Regions from separate parts of the Mus musculus genome. Here all the other regions are linked to region 4. The links are chromatin loops, found by intact Hi-C in ENCODE. Cell type or tissue: left cerebral cortex. All regions are shown on one strand. Region 1 holds the start of Tbpl1 (TATA box binding protein-like 1). Region 2 overlaps Tbpl1 (TATA box binding protein-like 1). Region 3 overlaps Tbpl1 (TATA box binding protein-like 1). Region 4 holds the start of Rps12 (ribosomal protein S12).

Region 1 (2,500 bases), 1.1 Mb after region 4:
CAATTCTATAAGGAAGGCTCCTTGGCTATAACAAAAGGCAGCCCAAAGTAGAGGGCACTTTCCAGGTATCCTGCTGGGCTGCCTGAAGGAAAGTATCAAAGACCTTAGAATCAGTCGCCATTGTTGTAAAATTGCCTTCTAAACAGGGCAGTAGCCCCTAAAAATAGAGCTTTTTCTGGTTATCGGTTTTTTGTTTTTTGTTTTTTTTTTGTTTTTTTTTTTTTTGTTGTTGTTTTTTAAACCATACCCCGTTGCTCTCCATTTGGGAGAGAATCCAAACTCCTGTCTGCAAGGTGCAGATGAGTTTGGGTCTTCGTTCCCCTCCAACTTTATCTTGTCACTTTCTCCTAGCTATACTCGCCATGCCCTATTCCTATTAACACCTCCACGCCCCAGTGTAGCCAGCCCCAGTGTAGCCAGACCACAACATCCTCTTTTCCTCTCCTCTCAGGGCCATCCCTTCTAAATCTGTCAAAATCAGTCACCATAGGCATGACTTTCTCACCCAGCTTCTTGTTCGTCCTATCCCACACAAAGTACACCTATTTAATATTGCTCAAAAAAATAAATAAATAAAAGTGAGAACTGAAGCAAATCTGTCCTTCAGGGCTTTAAAACGTTCGAGTGCGCTGTGTGTGTGTGTGTGTGTGTGTGTGTGTGTTGTGCGCGCGTTTTCACACTTTAAGAGTAGGGAGGAGAGATAAAGAGGCATCCTTGGCTATCCCTCAAATACTTAAACTTCCCTACTAGGTGTGCACGTCTAAACCCTGTGATGACAGTCTAAGTCATTCTCAAAAGGCCAAGTGGCTCCAGTCAGAGGCCAAGCCACCTAAGGAAACGGCTCACGTGACCTTTAACCCGCTGGCCTCCACCACCGGCCAGAGCGAGCCCACAAGGGCAAGAGCTGGGTCGCGCGGGCGGCTGCGCTCCGGCCGTTATGAGCCTCGCTCCTCGGGCAGCACGGCCCAAGCCATCCCGAGGGCGCACTCCGCCCGGTGCGGCCGTTCAAGCCAGCGAGTGTGCGTCGCCAGCGTCCTGCTAGCCCTGTTGCTCCCGCCACGCCGCCGGGGGCCCTCGATGAGTAAGGCCGGGATCCCCGTCACCCCGGGGTCACGACTAAGGGCCCAGTGGCTGCTAGCTGAGCTCGTCGGTACAGGCGGTTGGGTGCCAGGCACAGTTCTGGTTTACAGGAAAATGAAAGCCCATTTGTGTCATGCTGCTCGCCAACGAGGAGCTGGAAAATAAACCGGGGGCTTCAAATCCACCCCGGGCGGGCGAGCTCAGGGAAGCGCAGCCCGGGTACCCAGCGCCCTCCGGCCACTTCCGCCTCGCCCAGCCCGCGGGCAGGAGGAGGACTTCGCCAGCGGCTTCGGGAAGGCGGAAGGAGCTAGGGGTTGGGGCGGAGAGGGGAGCAGCGAGAACCGGAAGTGAGTGGCTAGCCGGGATCCCCGGAGCTCCTGGGTCCGGCGGCGCTCTAGCCGCCTCGTGCCGCCTCTATGCCCCCGTGCGTCTAGTCTATTTATTGTCGCGGGGGAAGCGGCGGCCGCCCTGTACCCGGAACAACAAAGCGAGAAACCGAGCTCGAGCCTTGGGGGGCTCCTAGCAACGGGCCTGGGCGGGAGTTCCATGGAGACTGGGGAGCGGACCCGTTTTATCTTCATCCTTGTCCTCCAGCTTCTTCTCCGCGTCCGACGCAACCAGCAGCAGCGCTGCCGCCGTGTCCTTTACGACCGCCCCGTCTTCCCACGGTAACCCCGTCGGCGGTCCGGGGATGGGGGTGCGGGGCCCGCGGGGCCTGGAGCTGCCGCGGGGCGTCTCCGCGCCGGTTGGGCTGCGGGGAAGCTGTGCGAGGCGGGGACCCGAGCACGGGAGCGCCGCGGGCCACCGGCTAGTGGAGAGGACGGGCCAAGCGGCTCGGGCATCCCAGTAGGGATAACGGGGTGGGGGTGGGGCGCGCCTGCCTCGCGGTGGAAGGCGGGCAGGGATGGACCGGGTTCTGGAGCCCGCTCCCGGGGGAAAGAGGGACCGTGACACTAAGCGAGGGGTCGGTGGCTTCTCGGAAAACTTGGAGCAGCTGCGCGAAGGCTCCCCTAAATAGCGGCGCCGGCGCCTCTCGCTTCTGGCACTTGCCGGGAGCCCCACTCTATAATAATAGTAGTGGCCGAATTAAGCTTCGGCAAGAAGGATCTGGAACGCGGGAAGATAGAAATGAATTGTGAATAGGGTTGAGCAGGGATGAGAGGTGGGAAGGTGGGGGGCGGTAATCGCTTCATAATCGTCTGGACGGGTCCTAGAAGTATATAAAATGGGAAATGACTGAAATAGAAAACACTCCCTTTGCTGAGCTAGCTGTGCATCTGCAGGCTCTGCCAGGGTGTACATTGCACCGAGTGTCAAGCTGCAGCCAGTCCACATCTGTGAGCTTTACTGCATCTGTCACCTGCAGAGCGAGACTGGCAGTGACTAGTGTGAGCTTGGCATACTTGTGGTTAAGAAGAAT
Region 2 (2,500 bases), 1.1 Mb after region 4:
CAGAACATAAAATTTCAGTGACTATTTTGTTTTCTCTCCCAGGATGTGATCTTCGTGGTGGGAACCAAGTTTCTAAACTACCCCAATGGATGCAGACAGTGATGTTGCATTGGACATTTTAATTACAAATGTAGTCTGTGTTTTTAGAACAAGATGCCATTTGAACTTAAGGAAGATTGCTTTGGAGGGAGCAAATGTAATTTATAAGCGTGATGTTGGGGTAAGTGTCTGAGTTTCAGTGTGTGCACTCTCTAGCCTGATCTGACCATGCTTTGAGTGGTACTGTTGTATTGTGCAGATGAATTGTGAGCACCTTGTTATGCTAGGTGTAACTGGGCAGCATGGAGCCCTGTAGAAATGGCCCTTCTCCTGGAGATTACAGGTACAGATAAGAGATAGGACTGACTTTGCATCTTGGTGGCTGTATACCCTAGTTCAAACCCTACTTTAATTCTGTTGTATGTAAATTTCCTGTTCCTTTTTAGTTAGCTAAGTTATATTTTTAAAAATAAGTTGCTAAATAAAATAAGTTGTGATTCGTGCCGGGTGTGGTGGCGCACGCCTTTAATCCCAGCACTCGGGAGGCAGAGGCAGGCAGATTTCTGAGTTCGAGGCCAGCCTGGTCTACAAAGTGAGTTCCAGGACAGCCAGGACTATACAGAGAAACCCTGTCTCGAAAAAAAACAAACAAAAAAAAAAAGAATGTGATTCGTGTTTTAACCTACGTGTAAGATTTTGTTTTATTAAACCTCTTTAATCTATTTAAAAGCATTAGTGTTATTAATAAGTAACAAAATGTTAGTGATTTGATGTCAGCTATATTGACAGTGGATATGCATTTGGCTTTGATAAAGTACATGTTGAAAAATGCAGCCAGGAAACAGTAGAAACATGGGAAATGCAAAATAAAAGTCACCCTAGTCCACATGGCTCGTAGAGAAAAGGGAACAACAGCGACTAGTGTCTTAGTTTCTTTTCTGTCACTTATAGAAGAAAGAGTTTATTGTGGGCTTATAGTTTCAGGCAGTTCTGGTGGGAAGCATGGCAGCAGGCAGGCATGGCAGGCAGGCAGTAGTAGCAAGAGCTCACATCTTGATCCACAAGCGTGTGGCAGAGTTAGGGTCATAGGGGGACTGACACTGGGAATGGCCTGGGCTGCTGAAACCTCAAACCCCAGTGACACAGCTCCTCCAGGGCCACAGCTCCTATTCCTTCCCAAACAGTGCCACCAGCTGAGGACAAGTATTTGAACCTATGAGCCTATGGAGAGCATTCTCATTCAAAGCACTGCGGCTGCAGGGATGTGGCCCCTTATATACACGCTGCTGATGGGATTGTAAACTCAGCCTCTGAGACAGGTGGGACAGAGTCAAGCTAGGTGTCCTCAGATGAGAGGACAAAGAAAATTGACACATGCACGCTGAGCATGTCATTGTTACATGCAGTGAAGGGGAGTAAGCCAGACTCAGCACAGCAAGCATCGCATCCTTCCTCTAACAGACATTACATACATACTTAGCCCAGCAGGGGGAAGACTGAGGAGAGAAAGCACACTGACGTGGGAGTAGGGAGGAAAGAGAGAGCAAGGCTGAGTGCTGAGGCTCCACGGTGCACTGAGGAGTTGCCGTAGGAGACCTAGCACTAGATAGGGTCTAGACACCAAGGAGGTGGCTCCGTGGGCAAATCGCTTGTTGCACAGTCTTGGTGCACTGGGATTCTCAGAACCATGTGACAACCCAGGTACGAGCGGTGCTGCTTGTTCTCCTGTGGGAGACAGGCAGAGATGGAATTCCTGGGGCACATGGCCCAGCCAGTGCGTCACAGGACGGTGTGTGCCTGCACACACATACGTATGAACATTCATGTATATGTCATAGACACACAAAAGTTTTTTTGTAATAAATATTTTATTAGATATTTTCTTTATTTACATTTCAAACACGAAAGATTTTTTTTTTTAAGTTAGGGATGTATCTGAAGGTTTAATTTAAGTTCTAAAAACCTAAGTGCCTGTATACCCTAGGTAAATTATCTCCAGTTTTTAGAACTAGAAACTCAAGAATGAGGTGAATTCAACAAAACCAAAATCTCATTGGCCAATTAAGATTTTTTTTAATGTGTTAGTAATAACATCTTCCCTTAACAAATAAATAAATAAATAAAAATAAGAAGAATACACAGAAAGTCAGGTGCCAAAACACACGACTGTAGTCCTCACACAGAGTATAGAATCATGCATTGTTGGCCAGTCTGGGCTACCTAAAGAGACGCCCTCCATCAGAAAAGCAAAGTACAATAAGAATTTAAGCTGACAGTCTTGAGGTGGCAAGTAATAGCTAAGTGTCAGATGATGTCATTTCACGGTTTCGCATCTGAAATTTGACAGCTTATTTTAGTTTGAACATCATCTTCCTCAGCCTGCATTGTATGGTACTGTGATGATGTGCACATGACGGAGCAAGGAAAGACCTCTGCAGGGAGAGTCGTGTATAGACCTTTT
Region 3 (2,500 bases), 1.1 Mb after region 4:
CTGGTTTTTGCTAGACTTAACTGCTAAGAGGTTCGATCCTCCCTTGCAGACCCACAGGGCTTGGTTGGCTGCAGTTACACAGGAAATGTGCAGTTGGAGTAAGAGTTTGTTTGCTGAAGGAATGGGGACAAGCAGAAAGGGATCCTCTCTTTCGAGTGGTATGCTGTAAAGCAGACGTGTAAGGGTGGGTTTCAAGTAAATCAGCTATAAACGCAAAAGGGGATGGGAAGCACACAGCACTTCGAGCCAAGCACATTAGAGCCTATTCTGTTTGTCTAAGAGAGCCATGAGTTTGCTGTATGTCTGTTCATTTGTTTAAAGTAGGGATATAGTACAGTTAGAAAGAGAATTCTAGTAGTTGTTTGATATTGGAGACAGCAAACAGAAAAGTTGTAGTAGGAGAGCTCTTGCCGTAATGATGTGCAAGAAAGCTTAAAAATAATTCTTGCTTTGGACACAGAAAATAAAGCTACATTTGAAGTTAGCTGAGTATCAGAGGGAAAGTGATAGATGAAGGAGGGTTCTGAAGCTTTGTGGAGAGGGGTGGCGTAGGTCTCACTTGAGCCCAGGCTAACCTGGAGCTCTCTAGGTAGCTCAAGCTAGCCTTAAACCAACCAGAGTCCTCACCCCCAGCCTCCAGCGTGCTGGGGTGCCATACATGAGTGAGATTGACATGTACATACATGTCTAAGATTGAGAGATTTGGGGATGTCATGAGTGACTCCACTCCATTCACTTGACAGTAGTAGAAGCAGCTCCAGTGCTCCTGTGGAATTGTGGGGCTTTGACTTGAGTGAGTTGTTTTAACCTAGTAGACAGTGGAAATGTGAAATTAAGTCTCTGATAGGTTGACATAGGAGCCAGCCGTGAAGTTCATAGATAGCAACTGAAGCCCAGAACACTCCAGGAGGAGCGTCTAAGATTCGTGACATATTTAAAATAGGAAGAAAACAGCATCCTCCTCTAGCACGTAGAGATGTTTGTCTTCCCACAGTTTTAGGGAATCCATAACTGCTGGAACTATTAATTTAATTTCTGAGGGGCTACATTAGACTTCAATAAGGATGTCTGATTTAAGGAGGAGACAAGACTATGAAAAGCTATGGTGTCACTCTGTAACCTAGGGTGACCTGGAACTCATCCTGTAGCCCAGGATGGCCTCAACTCCAAGCAACCCTCTAGCTTCTGGTTACTGGAACTACAGGTGTGCGCCAACCCACCCGTCTTGGTGTTTCAAACCACAGTCTGTAATCAGTGAGGATAGAGACCTGTGGAAGATGACCCACCCAAGAGAAGTAGCACCTTAAAATATATTGAGTATTTAAAGCTTAATTTTCAAATTGAATGTCTATACTTGTAGTATATATAGCTTTCTGGCTTCTGTGGGGACCTAAGTGAAATTGAGCAAAGCAATCAGTTGGTAACGTGCAGTCCACACGCTCAGCCCTTGCTGCTCCTGCTCTCATCCCCGCACAGCTGCTCCTCTGCCAGCCATCTCAGTCCCAGGCTGACCAGTCAGTAGCCACCAAGGGTTTTGATTAAAAATAGTCTTATTTAAGGCTGCAGTTATATTTAAATTTGTGGCTAAATCTATATTCCCACCATACTAATTTTATTGATCAGGTACATCAAATTTTATGCGTTATTTTACTTCTTGCTTTTAAACTTAAAGACACAGGAAGTATTCTTGTGTTCCAAAGCTTGAAGACTGTAATGAATCACCAGAAACCTTTTCCATTTTTGAACATTTCTCTGCTCATGGAAGAGGAAGAAAAGATGATAATAATAGTAACAGTAAGAATAGCTGAATCTGAATGCTTACTGTGTACAAGTGCAGTGCCAAGCATGCACTCTGTGCTGTGTTTTACACATGGGGACACTGAGGCACCTGTTCAGCAGCTCCTCTCTGCTTCTCCCCATCATATGGCTCATAAGAGATTGCTTTACTGAGTAGTCTCCTGCACTCTGGATGTCTCACAACGACAATTGAGTAGTACTAAGAGATCTCCTTGCTCAATTTTTAATTTGGGAGCTAAAAATGTTCCAAACAAGTTGTCCTGAGCAATCCAAGGCCTTTTTTTTTTGGTGTTAGAAAATGAGAGCCTTAGCCAGAGACCTAATATCACCTCCATTTCCACATTTCTCTTCCCTGAATCTATTGCAAAGTCCTGTTATCCTGTCTCTTGAGCTTTTCTTTGTCACCCAGTGCTACTCTGGTCTACTCTTACCTAGACTGCTGATAGGTTTCCTTACCAATCTCATCTTCCAGCCCTCCTGTTGCAGAGTGGTAGTTATTTATGTCTATGTCCTTCCCCACCCCCACTCTTCTAGCTTATCACCACAACTGGGATAAATAGCAAACATGACACAGTTTGACCCACTCTCCCTCTGCAGTTTTCTCCCTATAGTTCTTCCCACTCTCCATGCTGGCCTCCCCTTCAAGTCTTAATAGTTCATGTGTATTAGTCAGGGCTCTCTAAGAGTCACAGAACTTAGTAGT
Region 4 (2,500 bases):
AACTTAGGCACCAAGCTGAAAGGACTCAGCTGTTTCTTCTTAGTATTTAAATGCAGTAGTTATTTTCCAATTTTACCATCTAGTCTCTTCTGTGAGACTTTTCTTCCGGGAAGAGAACTCTAATATGCTTAACACTTAAATGTTTTCCTTTTTTTGCTTTAGACATTGTCTTCCTGGTAGCCTGGAACTCACAGCTATCCACCTGCCTCTGCTTCTCAGGTGCTGGGATGAAAGTCTTGCAACTTATGTATGGTTTGACACATTAACTTTTAATAGCCTTATACTAAGGAAACTACTTAAACTCTACTTAACCACATTCTTTTCCGACTGTGTAATGTTTCAAAATCACTTCCAAAACAGCCAAAAGGCACGTGTGCCTTCCTGCTCTCTCTTCCTGTCTGAATATTCTTCCTGCACTTACCTGGCTGGAACTCTAGTTAAAACCTCTTTTAAATGCTGCCATAAACTCCAAATCCCCTGCGTTCCCACATCATCTCCACTCCCCAGCACCGTGGCATTCTGGTATGTTACTCTTTGGCTAAAATACTAGCTTTATCTTTTAAAATGCAGACTTTTAAGTGTCCGCCGTCTCTCATCTTTAAAACAGCACCATAGACACTGGCAGAAATACGCCCACAGAAACTAACCACCTATTAAATACTTTTTTGAATTGCAGGGGTAAGGAAGCAAGCATGAGGCTTTAGGGGTGAAACCCAAACGTTTATTGGAAAAGCTAAAACTTCCATCAACTTTCTTATATCCTCATGAAATTCATGAGCCCGACAATGATCACTGTATCCACCAGGTTGGCCATCAGAAGCTCTGGTTGGCTTCGGGGATATCTTCTGAGAGAGATGTCTTGTGTATTTGCTTTGGAAGTAGAAGAGCGAGTGATTCCTTCGAAATTAAAATGCATTTGTCGGCGTAGGCGGGAACTGGCTTTAAGATTCTGGAGTTCCACTCCTGGTAGCCGAATCCTCGGTGGAATTTAGTGACAGATCCACAGTGAGAGTTTAACATGTACCTCAGGGATCCAGTGTCTGCGAAGCTGCGACTCGGGAAAAAAACTAGGGTCATTACCTAAATGTTCATTCAGAACCGGTTGCATTCAGACCGGGATCTGACCTGGCCGCAAGGTCTGCTTAAACACGTTGCAAAGCAGTGGGGTTTGTGATCATACACAAATCACAGCCACTCAGAGAGGCTAAAAACCAAAGGACCAAAATGTGGACACACTCAGCCTAATCGGCCAGTATTGGCAACAGGAAACTTCACGATAAGACGTGGAAAAACTGCTTAAAACAAAGTAATTCAGCAGCGAAGAAAACGGCAGTAGTTTGGCTCCTCTCGTGTTCCGTAGGAGCGGATCGTGGGACCTCTGTGGTCCACGCCCCCTGGGCAAAGGCTGCCCGCTGCGATGCCTGCTAGAAATCCAGCCGCGTTCTTACCACGGACGCTCCTAAAGGCGGAAGTGGAAACTCCTAAGGCACGGCACCACCGGAGCCACCTCTTTAGTGGGAGGAGTTGCACATGCGCACAGAAGTCGAGCGGAGCGCTTAAATACCGTCATGCGGCCACCGCCGGCCTTTTCCCCTGCCGCCGCCGACTTGCGCGGAGGCGGAAGCTCGGGGTGAGTGTGATCCCAGCTCGTGCGCCGGCGATAGCGTGTCTACTGCGCCTTGGCTTCAAAAGTGAAGTACTTGGGTCTTAACGGGCGATTTACTGATGTTTTGTCTTTCAGTGCGTTCAAGATTCGGCGTCACCCGTGATTCACCGCCATGGCCGAGGAAGGGTGAGCGAGTGGGGCGTGGGCCTCCCGCGGGCGGCGCTGGTCTGGGCTTTTCTCCATGCTAGTTCCCCATCCCTAGCCTGCCGAGGGTCCTAACGTCTCTGTCTGCATTCCAGCATAGCTGCTGGAGGTGTAATGGACGTCAACACTGCTCTACAAGAGGTGCTGAAGACCGCCCTCATCCACGATGGCCTAGCACGTGGCATACGCGAAGCTGCCAAAGCCTTAGACAAGTACGTGTCTCAGTCTCAATACTGTGGGGTGTTGCAGCCGGAACAAAGACTGCAGCAGCCAAGGGAAGAGAGCGTGAAGTTCATGCTGTTAGCACAAAAGTTCTGAATGTCATCCGGCCAGCAGGAAACCTAGGAAAAGGTATCAACTCTAGCCCACTTAGGATGTGTGGGTTGCTGTGTGGATCGGGGATGACGAGCAGTAGTTTTGTAAAGCTACAGTGTTTGCATGATGACTTGAATTGTCGGATACCCCTTCACCCCGTTCATGGGTGAGAAACAGCTAGTCTGACAAACCTGTAGCTCGTGGGGATAGATAGTCCGGTAGTTTTGCTAGAAGATGGAAAAGGGGGGGGCATCATTATTTAGTTTGCAAATACTTAAACGACAATATTGTGGTGTCGGGGAAATCTAGCTATATCCGGGAGACTTGAGAACATGCATGGTTTATTAGGCTTATGCACGTGTATTCTACTGTTTG

Evidence for each region. Hi-C counts contacts between places; a loop is a spot of excess contacts. Peaks named below come from ENCODE experiments on the same cell type or tissue, not always from the same donor. Only the 100,000 strongest peaks of a DNase experiment are listed, where the experiment ranks them.
Region 1: it touches region 4 in a loop (5-fold over the local background); 9 of 42 quality-filtered maps call a loop at or near these places.
Region 2: it touches region 4 in a loop (3-fold over the local background); 3 of 42 quality-filtered maps call a loop at or near these places.
Region 3: a loop joins it to region 4, with 4 times the contacts of the local background. A loop is called at or near these places in 11 of 42 quality-filtered maps.

The regions. Positions count from the first base shown.
Region 1 is chr10:22,730,364-22,732,863 of GRCm38, reverse strand. It overlaps Tbpl1 (TATA box binding protein-like 1), which reads left to right and starts at 1,417. Exons shown (of 7, transcript NM_011603.5): 1 at 1,417-1,748. In left cerebral cortex, a CTCF peak has its summit at 1,513; DNase peaks (open chromatin) are centred at 463, 1,448 and 2,276; H3K4me3 peaks cover 1,948 bases; H3K27ac peaks cover 1,830 bases.
Region 2 is chr10:22,709,634-22,712,133 of GRCm38, reverse strand. It overlaps Tbpl1 (TATA box binding protein-like 1), which reads left to right. Exons shown (of 7, transcript NM_011603.5): 2 at 43-220. The coding sequence starts at 86. Among named protein-coding and RNA genes, the nearest start is that of Mir7663, 19 kb to the left of the region's middle. In left cerebral cortex, a CTCF peak has its summit at 1,515 (motif pointing right); a DNase peak (open chromatin) is centred at 1,552.
Region 3 is chr10:22,720,305-22,722,804 of GRCm38, reverse strand. The region is part of intron 1 of Tbpl1 (TATA box binding protein-like 1); the gene reads left to right. Among named protein-coding and RNA genes, the nearest start is that of Mir7663, 7.9 kb to the left of the region's middle. In left cerebral cortex, a CTCF peak has its summit at 1,204; DNase peaks (open chromatin) are centred at 912, 1,211, 1,475 and 1,850; H3K27ac peaks cover 626 bases.
Region 4 is chr10:23,786,286-23,788,785 of GRCm38, reverse strand. It overlaps Rps12 (ribosomal protein S12), which reads left to right and starts at 1,577. Exons shown (of 6, transcript NM_011295.6): 1 at 1,577-1,630; 2 at 1,742-1,792; 3 at 1,906-2,022. The coding sequence starts at 1,779. LOC115487513 (a small nucleolar RNA gene) reads left to right here and starts at 2,243; the gene lies at 2,243-2,316. In left cerebral cortex, a CTCF peak has its summit at 1,469; a DNase peak (open chromatin) is centred at 1,446; H3K4me3 peaks cover 2,148 bases; H3K27ac peaks cover 1,314 bases.